Regions from separate parts of the Homo sapiens genome. Here region 2 is linked to region 1. A link is an interaction called in ENCODE POLR2A ChIA-PET data of the cell type or tissue named here. Cell type or tissue: A673. All regions are shown on one strand. Links, peaks and the distances in the headings refer to the core of each region. The heading gives the core; the rest is flanking DNA.

Region 1 (5,375 bases), core at 114-5,113:
AGACGATAGGAACTTTAACATAATCTATTCCAAATTTCTAACCTTTACAGGTTTTCCTTCCTAAACATCCCAGCAGTTGTTTGGATAACAACTGCTTGGATGTAACGAAAGGTAATTTGTCCTACTTTGGAAAGGTTTGAAATGTATTGCTGAAAATCTGTTTTTGTGTTAGTGTAAGCCATTGATCCTATTTCTTTCCTGTGGATGACTAGATGTCTAATTCCTCTCACAGATTCCTTTTATTCTAAATTTTCAGAATGTCTCATGCTGTACATATAAAAAATAGGGAGCTATGTTTGGGTTTTATGATTGAGCAACTGTTCTAAAGAATTTTAATTAGGCCAGGTGCAGTGGCTCATGCCTGTAATCCCAGTGCTTTGGGAGGCCAAGGCGGGCAGATCACCTGAGGTCAGGAGTTTGAGATCAGCCTGGCCAACACGGTGAAACCCCCTCTCTACTAAAAATTCAAAAATTAGCTGGGTGTGGTAGTGGGCACCTGTAATCCCAGCTACTTGGGAGGCTGAGGCGGAATGATTGCTTGAACCTGGGAGGTGGAGGTTTCAGCGAGCCGAGGTCACACTACTGCACTCCAGCGTGGGCAACAAGAGTGAAACTCCGTCTCAAAAAACAAACAAACAAACAAAAATGTTAATTAGTAGCTCATTGTCAAGGTAGAATGAGGTCTTTAGAAGCAGGCCATAGGACTATCTCTTCTTTTTTTCTATTGGTTCTTTTTTTAAATATCCATGTGTGGATCATGTGATTGTCAAGCCTAGAGATGAAACAAGGGTAAAGAAGAGAGATATATTGGGTGATTGAATCTGAATTCAATAAAAGTATTAACACAGTGTGATAACTGGTTGAAACTAATAAATTTTAACAGCAATAAGTGCAAAGTTTCATAATAAAATTTCCAAAATTGCCTGTACAAGACACAATGACTCTGCAACAAGTCAAGTGAAGAATACTCAGGGATTTTAATTGAACATAAGCTGATTATGACTAAGATGTGGCTGTAAATGTATTTAACTAGTTATATCCTTCAAAGCAAATGTAGCCATAATTCCACTGGATTTATGCTGGTCAGACCACACAGGGACCATCAGTTCCTGTTCTGGACGTCACTTGGAGAATCATGCTGAGAAACTGAAAGTCCTTCTGAAAAAGCAGCCAGGGTGGTACAGGATTGGAAACTACTAGAAAATACATTGGAAGAAACTAAGGAAGAGTAGCCACAAACAAAAATGTCTTAGGGCGGATGTGAGGAAGCATAGCTCTTTTAAAGAGAAAACAGCATTAGGGCCACTTAATGGAGTTTGGAGGGGGAGGAGGAGTGTACGGAATTCAACTGAACATAAAGAACTTCCTTAAGCATCAGAAGAGGTGAACTTGTGATGTAGAAAGTTCTCATCACTAAAAAGATCAAGGCCAGGCGCGGTGGCTCATGCCTGTAATCCCAGCACTTTGGGAGGCCGAGGCGGGTGGATCTCCTGAGGTTGTGAGTTTGAGACCATCCTGACCAACATGGAGAAACCCCATCTCTACTAAAAATACAAAATTAGCCGGGTGTAGCAGCGTATGCCTGTAATCCCAGCTACTCAGGAGGCTGAGACAGGAGAATCACTTGAACCCGGGGGACGGAGGTTGCGGTGAGCCAAGATCGCGCCATTGCACTCCAGCCTGGGCAAGAAGAGCAAAACCCCGTCTCAATAAATAAATAAATAAATAAATAAATAAATAAATAAATAAAATCAAGTCCATTCGTCCGAAATGTTCTTGGGGGAAGTCACAAATTGGAAAAGCGGTTGAATTAGGTCAACTTTAACTTCCCATCCAAATTTAACACAGTATACATGCTTCAAGGCCTAGTCCTCCAAACAGCACAGAGTTTATGGCCTGGTGGCTCCCTGCCCAGGAAGATCCGACTGGGGACATTCTGTTACTCTGTGAGATGTCAGGAGGGAGCATTTCCTGCTTCTGGTCCACTCACCGTCAGCTGTTGCTCTGTTATTCCATTTTGGAATATCAGCGTTAAGCTTCCCCTTTTGGAAAGAGCAGAAGAGGAGAAAAAGGAAGCTGAAGAAGGGCTCTTGGATTACTCTTTTACTTCAGTTCCAGGCGTTCCTAATCTGTTATGTCAATTTGAGTTTATAGTTGAATGTAAAGTTTCAGGTTTCCCTTCCAGAGATGGGGCGGGGGCACTCAAACAGCTGCTAGGACTAGGGAGTGGCTAATAGTTGGAAGACGCCAAACACAATCTATCTGCTTTATTAAAAAGGAGTAATTAAAGGAAAAGGGAGAACTGCAAAGAACCTGGGGAAGGGAAGAGGAGTCCTCTTGGGCCCCCCTCCCCTTGCGCTGACATTTGGATCACCTCACTGAGTGATGAGGTGAAGACAGGAACAGGTGCGCCTCATCCCTACCCCATTTGCCCTAAACAGGGATTATCTTGCTGAGTTTGCTGTGTCCGGGGCCAATTAATCAAGGCTAGACAAAGGATAGACAGCGAGAACTGGAAGGCATGGGGTCTGGGAGGCGAAGCCAGGAACCGCGTACGGCGCGCCTTGCAGATGACATCATTGCCTGAAAGAGCTCTGGCCCTTCTCTTCCCGGAGCTACACCCGGCAAGTCCGTGCGGGAGCGGAGTGGGTTTGCCTGGAGGGCGTGAGCCGAGGGCGGCGGTGCGCCCGAGCTCGGGGGAGGTGCGGAGGCGCGAGAGGGAGACCTGGAGAGACCAGCGAGCGCGCGAGCAAAGATATCCCGGCTGGAAGTGTCTGCGCCGCTCCCGGCTCCGCCCCCGCTCGGCGCGGCGCTGGGCCTGGGAGGGGCACGCCCATCAGGGGGTGGGGAGTGTGCACTAGGGGGAGGGTCCGGGGCGGTGGTGGTGGCGGAGAGCCGCCTGCGCATGTCAGGGCTGACAGCACACACGGCCTGGGGGCCTAGAGAAGGGTTGCTGATCACCTGCCACCCAGGGTCGGGGCCCCGCACCATCCGGGGGCGAGCTCCCGGGAAGGGGCTCCGCCTCTACACCCACCCCCCAACCTCTGACATCGCCGGCCGAACGGGAGCTGCCGCTTCCTTCCCGGCCCCGCTGCACCTCCCCAGGGAGCCGAGGGCGGGCGTGGACGGGACCGACGTGGAACGCATTCTGTAGCCCAGACGGGCGGCCCCGGCGGCTTCGGGAGTGGGGTCACGCCCAGCTGGAGAAGCAGTTAGGGCGGACGAAGCAGGAGCCGCGGGGCTGGGAGGATTCCAGTCGGAACGCAACCGATCCTGGGGAGGCGAGAGGTGAATCAACCTGGACCCTTCCACAGCCTGGCTGCTAGGCCAGCAGTGCGACTCCCTTCCGAGCTGAGCTTACCCTGGGCGCAAACGAGCGAGGCAGGGGCGCGAGTGGAAGCTGGAGTTCCGGGGTGGGCGGGGAGGCGACTGTCCGTGGTGCTGAGCGCCGGCGAGAGCGGGCGCGGAGCGGCTGATCGGCTCCCTCGAACTGGGGAGGTCCAGTGGGGTCGCTTAGGGCCCAAAGCCCCCACCCGGCTCCAAAAGCTCCCAGGGCCTCCCCAGGCACCGGTGCTCGGCCCTTCCTTCGGTCAGAAAGTCGCCCCCTGGGGGCAGTTCGTCCCAAAGGGTTTCCTCGAAAGAATCTGAGAGGGCGCAGTCCTTGACCGAGGGAATCTCTCTGTGTAGCCTTGGAAGCCGCCAGCCCCAGAAGATGCCTGCCTTCAATAGATTGTTTCCCCTGGCTTCTCTCGTGCTTATCTACTGGGGTAAGTACCAGCACCTCGCCATGCCGGATGCAGGTAACAGTAACAATGCTAACAATAATAACACATTGATGTCGTTGGTGACAGAAAAGAGCTCTGGCTGGCTTGCCTCTGTGCGTATCTGCCAGACATGGAGATGGCAGGGGTTCCATGAGAGCTGGGATTTTGAGATGGGAAAGGCGCCTCCCCACCGCCCTTCCCCGCTATTCTCCAACCTCCTTTGGTGGTTCTTCCGCCCTTCCTCCAGTTTCCTGATCATTCCAAAGTATTTTTTCCCTTTCCCTTTGCTGAAAGGAAATGCAGTCACGTTCACGAATAAAAACCTCCTGTGTGGTTACATTTTATTTCTCATCAAGGAGTCTATACTCCTGGAAAGCTTACTGGGTCTTCAAATTCGTTTCTGTATATTAAAAAAAAAAAAAAACCATAAAAGCTGGATGCATGAATTTTGAGAGTGAAAATACTTTAGTTGCTCATCATCTTCTTAATTTTAACAAGGAATGGGAAGAAAACAGCCTTCAGCCATTTACTGCTATATATTAAATAAATAGGCAACTGTGAAATGCATCTTTCTTTTTCTTCTTCTTCTTTTTTTTTTGGTTTGTTTGTTTGTTGCATGAACCTGTGGAACTAAGATGCTTTGGTGTTAGGGGAGGAGAGCTGGGTTTTTGCCTTCAAAGGTGAATAGATTCTTGCTTGTCAGCTGTGAGAAACTGAGGTGACCTTCCCCCTCCAAATAAGGGAATCTTACACTTGGAACAGTAAAGGCTGAAGAGAGTGTCAGAGACGGTCTTGGAGTGCCTGAATGTGTGTAAAGGGGATTGATCTATGTGATAATGTCTGATTGTGTGATTGAGACAATGTTTTACTGTATGTAAATATATTTCAGTGTCTGGATGTGTGCACTAGCATGTGTGTGAGCATGTTGGCATAGACATCTGAATGCATGGGTGAGTGTAGTAGTATGTGTATGGCAGGGGTGGGGGTGGTAGTTCTGGGCATGTCTGCCTTGGTGTCTATGATTAGATCCTCAGATAAAATATAGGTTCTCTTCAGCAGACAGATTGCTTTACATGATCTTAGCTACCTTTCTCCGTGCAAAAATCAATACACAGGGTAATTGGACACAATTGTACCCACCTGCCTCCCTGAAACGAGGCATGTGAGCTTATGTTCCCATGGTTGGCATGAAACTCATCCTGCCTATACGGTGGCAGACATGCTGATGGGAGCTGCCTCTTTGCTTTAGTATTACTTTTTCAAGCCTCCAGGACTAACTCTAGCTGCCAGCATTATCTGGATTTTGCATGTGACCAGAGGCAGAGCCAAGCTTCCTGTCAAAATGCCTGATGAGACGGACTAGGAAGGTTGAGGAGGGAGGTAATGTCAGCCCCAAAGGCGGACTCATCACCAGCCATCCCCAGTAGAGTAGACCAGACCTGGAGATGGAGCAGCTATAATATGTTGCCAATGATCTCACCTGCCTTGAAGATTAAGGCTGAAATTTTCTCAGGGGAGGCTAAGGCTGAGGACACGAGGCTTAGAAGATGTTAGCCTGGCCAGATAAAAAGAGCGTCGGTAAAGCTGAAGTTGTGGATAAGGGTTGGAGTG
Region 2 (5,375 bases), core at 187-5,186, 71 kb before region 1:
GTGGAGTGATCTGGACCCAACACAGAAAGAGTTCTATGGAGAATATGTCTTGGAAGAAGACTGTGGAATTGTTGTCTCTCTGTGTAAGGAATTTCAAGTATTCTAGAGTGTTCTAAGCCCAGAGATCTTTTTCCTGCTGGAAATTTTGGGGGATCTTAGACCTTAGATTGTATGCAGTGAACTTCTCTTATGCCTTCCCCACCAATAAAATTGAGGGATTAGGTGAAAAATATGGTGTCCTTTCAAGTAAAAGATAAATGGATGGAAATGGAAACCTCTAATAGGAAAACAAACTTGTAATATGACAGCTTTAGTGCAGAAATATTTGAAGTAAGCACATGAGTTTTAAAACAGTAAGAGTTGGAGATAATCTTTCTTGAATATGGGAAAAGAGGATAAGGTGTACAATGGTATAATTATTAAGTTGCAGGTGAAAACCACAAGAAAGGCAAGAGATACGCAGTCCTTGGTTAAAAGTACACAAACTAAAGAGATGAAAGATTTCATCACCTGAGCTAGCTATGTATTTGCCCCACAACCTACCAAATAGAAAAGGACCGCTCTTAACACAGGGAATTGTTGAGCCAATCGTGATATCCTATTTTCCCTCTCTTGAGCAGCATTTCCAATCCCCAGACCTGATGAGATCTCCCAGGTTAGAGAGGAAGAGCCTTGGGTCCCAGATATCCAAGAGCCTCAGGAGACTCAAGAGCCAGAAATCCTGAGTTTTACCTACACAGGTGAGGAATGACAAAAACGGTGTTACCCACCCTGAGCCAGCAGTTCCTCTAGGCAGTGCTTCTCTCTCTCTGTAGGGCCCCGCTCTCATCAGTTCTTCTAACATGTCAGCCAGTACTGCTTTCTCCCTCTGACAGCCATTTCTTCTGTCATTGCCCTCCTCTTTTCTCCTCCCATCATTTGTCTGATAGCAATGTAATACAAAAGGGTGAAAGAAAAATGTTAACTTTTGGAATTGCAGCTATACCATTTACTGTACAATTCCCTTAAACCCTCGATTCTCAATCTCTGCATTTGTAAAATGAAGATTATATTTGTGCATACCAAGGTTTGTTGATAGCATAACAATATGAGAAAGTGCTTGGCACAGGACAGGCATTCTATTTAGTCTTGCCATCTCAAAACCCTTTGTAAAAATCTCCCCATTGTGTAGAAGGCATTGTTGCCGCTACAGTGACCCCCTTTTTCCTCTCACCCTTTCTACAGGAGATAGGAGTAAAGATGAGGAAGAGTGTCTGGAGCAGGAAGATCTGAGTTTGGAGGATATACACAGGCCTGTTTTGGGAGAACCAGAAATTCACCAGACTCCAGATTGGGAAATAGTCTTTGAGGACAATCCAGGTAGACTTAATGAAAGAAGATTTGGTACTAATATTTCTCAAGTGAATAGTTTTGTGAACCTTCGGGAAACTACACCCGTCCACCCCCTGTTAGGGAGGCATCATGACTGTTCTGTGTGTGGAAAGAGCTTCACTTGTAACTCCCACCTTGTTAGACACCTGAGGACTCACACAGGAGAGAAACCCTATAAATGTATGGAATGTGGAAAAAGTTACACACGAAGCTCACATCTTGCCAGGCACCAAAAGGTTCACAAGATGAACGCGCCTTACAAATATCCCCTAAACCGGAAGAATTTGGAAGAGACCTCCCCTGTGACACAGGCTGAGAGAACTCCATCAGTGGAGAAACCCTATAGATGTGATGATTGCGGAAAGCACTTCCGCTGGACTTCAGACCTTGTCAGACATCAGAGGACACATACTGGAGAAAAACCCTTCTTTTGTACTATTTGTGGCAAAAGCTTCAGCCAGAAATCTGTGTTAACAACACACCAAAGAATCCACCTGGGAGGCAAACCCTACTTGTGTGGAGAGTGTGGTGAGGACTTCAGTGAACACAGGCGGTACCTGGCGCACCGGAAGACGCACGCTGCTGAGGAACTCTACCTCTGCAGCGAGTGCGGGCGCTGCTTCACCCACAGCGCAGCGTTCGCCAAGCACTTGAGAGGACACGCCTCAGTGAGGCCCTGCCGATGCAACGAATGTGGGAAGAGCTTCAGTCGCAGGGACCACCTCGTCAGGCATCAGAGAACACACACTGGGGAGAAACCATTCACGTGCCCTACCTGTGGAAAAAGCTTCAGCAGAGGATATCACTTAATTAGGCATCAGAGGACCCACTCAGAAAAGACCTCCTAGCTAGGTCCCCATGTGAGGAGATCTGCTTTCAGCCCTCACCTAAGGGAGGTGAGGAAGAGGAAAAGCCCTCTTGTCAGCCTGGGAAGACCTTTTCGAGGGAGTCTCCCTGACCTGCTCAGATCTGACATTACCTCTTCCTGCAACTAAACACGAGCCTGGGCAGAACCTCTCAGCCTTCCTCTACGCCTTGAGGGGATGTTTCATCCAAAGTACAACCTGAATTGAGGCTTCTCCTTCACTGGAGTGCACCTGCCTCTACCTCATGGGTATAAAGTAGGAGAACTAAGAGACTTAAGAGGTCGTGGTTCCTATATCGTCCAAAAAATAGGCTGTTACATATCCTAAAGACTGCTCAACAGCTTCAAGTTGAAAGTGGCCAAGGACAGCCCCTTAGGTTTGGGAAGGGACGAGCCTGAAGGATTCTGTCTTTACTGGGGTCAAATCTTAAAGCACACAGCTCTGGACTCAAGACAGGAGGTTTGCGTCCTGATGGCTTTGCCACACATTCACAGGATAACTGCATAGATCCCTCGCTGTCTGATTCACTTCTTACCATGCACTTTCCTTTGATGCTGAGGAGAAATGGAAGTGGGCGAAAAATCTCAAGGCTGCTTCATGTGGACCTTGTCAAGCTGCTCCCTCCCCCAGCGTCAAATTGTTATCAGGTGCCAAACACTGCTAGAAAGGAGGGCCTAGTCAGAAGCCTCTTTCCATACGAGTTTTGGTTTTGTTTTTAATATTTTTTTCTATTAAAATACTCATGCATTTAACCTTCCCGTTATTCAACCAGTCTCTTGGTTGCATCCCTAGCACTTCTACTACAAGTGAGATGGTAGTGTTTGAGTGCTTATTGAGTAAAGCATAATTCGGTCATAATGAAATCGTTCACATTCCCTCATATGCACAAGCCCACCAACCCCTTCACACCCCCCTTCACAGGGGTCGTATGAGTAAGGGGATTTGGAAACTGTCAACTTACAAAGGCACTATAACAATTACAGAATCATGATTGCCATGGGCCACTTTATTTACATGAAGACAACTGGAGAACGACTAAGACCAAATTATGGAAAATAAGAAAAAGCTGTTGCTGGCAAGACCATCAAGACTGTTCTGACACCCTGTCCCCATCATCCCTGACTGAGTACTCTGACATCACGGAAAGTGTTGAACCTGGGACCCTGAGGAATTCACCAGGAGTAAATGGCTTTCATGTATTTGTGTTGTTTGCTTTTTCTTACGTGATTTTATGTTCATAGAGCTAGAAAGTAGCATCTCATGATGGCCCAACAATCTCTGTTGCCAGTTAAAGGTTCCTTGGAGATGAGGCTGAATAATTATGAACCTCACCTTCTCTGATTGTGGGAGTGGCAAGAACTGGGGAGACGTCCTCCATAAGTGGAGCACAGGGTATGGGGTTAAAGCATGACAGGGAGAGTCTTCTGTGCCTGGTTTCTTCTCCTCTATCTCATAATGCATTATGGGCCCGAGGAATAGGGGAGGGTTAATAAGACTCCAACCCTAATGGCCCAACAGGGAAATTCTCATTTTGGTCGATGATATTCTGATGGACTGGTTTGGTCTTAATACCAGTCAACCGTTGTCCTTCTGGAAATATACATATATGAAATAAATAAAGGTAACACTTGCAGCCAAGTTCCCTGGTTTCTGGGACTTCCCATCTTACCCATTCCTTTTCCAGGGCTTCAGTGTCCTGATACTTCTGAGGGTGGTTCATACTCAAATAGATCTGGGAGTACAGAGTATTTTTCCTTGAGGAAAGGAAGGGTTGGGATGATTAGCAGAGTCCGGTGAAACATATGCACTCTGAGATAAGATCCAAGCCTGGAGTTTGCAGAAGATACTGTCCTAATAAGCAGGCATTTCTAAACCAAGTATCTAAGCCTAAGCACAGCTTGTCCTGGGTGAAATGTCTGCCACAAAAGATAGTTTCTCCTAGCTCAGACTTAACCATTTATAAAGGTTGGTAAAATACTGGCAGTGACAACAAATTGACTTTTTAATTTTCTTATTTGCATTATTCCAATAAATGAAAATCTGTCAGAGTTCTACATGAGGGAAAGCTTGTGAGGCTGGGCCGGTTTGTTGGAACATCAAATAGTCCTTAATTACTGATCTCCCTGCAGAGTTTCATATGCTGACACTAAATCTCTGGTCCCTTTTGTAAATTACTGAATTTTCTGAGGTTCTGGGAGGGACATGTTGTCTCCCAAATCTGAACAAACACAACCACAGTGTGCAGCGGCAGGAAAGAAGTAGTGCAGCTGAGCGTGAGCAGGGAGGTTGGAGCACAGGGTGTGTATTCGGAGGGGTCCCCTCTAGTATCTTGTGAGCAGTAGAATTCTAGCATCCTTGAATACCATACTAAGTTTCTGAGGGAGAAAACGGTGGGATTTTAAAGATATTATTTGGAGGAAGTTAATACGCTACTTAATTAACAGAAGTGGCAGGTGGTTGGAAATGTGCTAAAGAGGTATGACACATTAAAAATGATAATATAAGGATGTTTGACCAGATAATTTAGGAATAACCAAGGAATATTTAACCTCTTCACCACAAAGTCCGAGGAGAAATAAATGCCCAAGAGATCAAGCCAAAATACATTTTTATTATCTGGGACTTAGGCCTCATATTCCGGAGCAGAATCCGGTAAACTCAGATGAACTCCATGGAGAATTTCATAAATCAGATTAACATCAAGGTACTAAAATCAAAACCCACTAAGAAACCTGTTGCCCCCTTCAAAGCACAACTGAAGTAATGGATCTAATAGAAGATACATTGTTTGCACTGAGCAGTAGAGTAGTAGAGGAGAAAAGCCCAGAGATGGCACAGACAAGTTGTTCCAGTCCCCTTCAGTCAAGGCCTCTGGACCACCACCCTGCCACAGGCGAAAAATGGGATATTTAATAAATAAAAAATTTTGATTCACCAGACTGGCTGAAAGGACAGTAATCCAAATGAGAGTTAACGGCTCCATAGTAGTTTTCTAGAATGAAAGCTGAACTGAGAAATAGTAACTGATGACATGTTGAGCAGGTTAATAATTTGGTACCCTTCCACACCAGTATTTGTTTGTTTGTTTGTTTTGAGATGGAGTCTCGCTCTGTCGCCCAGGCTGGAGTGCAGTGGCGT

Evidence for each region. ChIA-PET counts read pairs that join two places held together with the same protein. Peaks named below come from ENCODE experiments on the same cell type or tissue, not always from the same donor. Only the 100,000 strongest peaks of a DNase experiment are listed, where the experiment ranks them.
Region 2: POLR2A ChIA-PET joins it to region 1 with 5 read pairs; 4 of 35 experiments call an interaction of 5 or more read pairs at or near these places.

Annotation. Positions count from the first base shown.
Region 1 is chr11:123,652,139-123,657,513 of GRCh38, reverse strand. SCN3B (sodium voltage-gated channel beta subunit 3) reads left to right here and starts at 2,890. Exons shown (of 7, transcript NM_001040151.2): 1 at 2,890-3,288; 2 at 3,688-3,767. The coding sequence starts at 3,713. LOC105369543 (a long non-coding RNA gene) reads right to left here and starts at 3,829. Exons shown (of 3, transcript XR_948124.4): 1 at 3,362-3,829. RefSeq lists silencers at 2,647-2,876, 3,437-3,506. In A673, for the core only: a CTCF peak has its summit at 3,571 (motif pointing left); DNase peaks (open chromatin) are centred at 2,813 and 3,383; H3K4me3 peaks cover 1,588 bases; H3K27me3 peaks cover 2,085 bases.
Region 2 is chr11:123,722,841-123,728,215 of GRCh38, reverse strand. It overlaps ZNF202 (zinc finger protein 202), which reads left to right. Exons shown (of 9, transcript NM_003455.4): 7 at 1-83; 8 at 621-740; 9 at 1,225-4,302. The coding sequence ends at 2,219. Among named protein-coding and RNA genes, the nearest start is that of ZNF202, 16 kb to the left of the region's middle. In A673, for the core only: no CTCF peak of the experiment used is centred there; no DNase peak of the experiment used is centred there.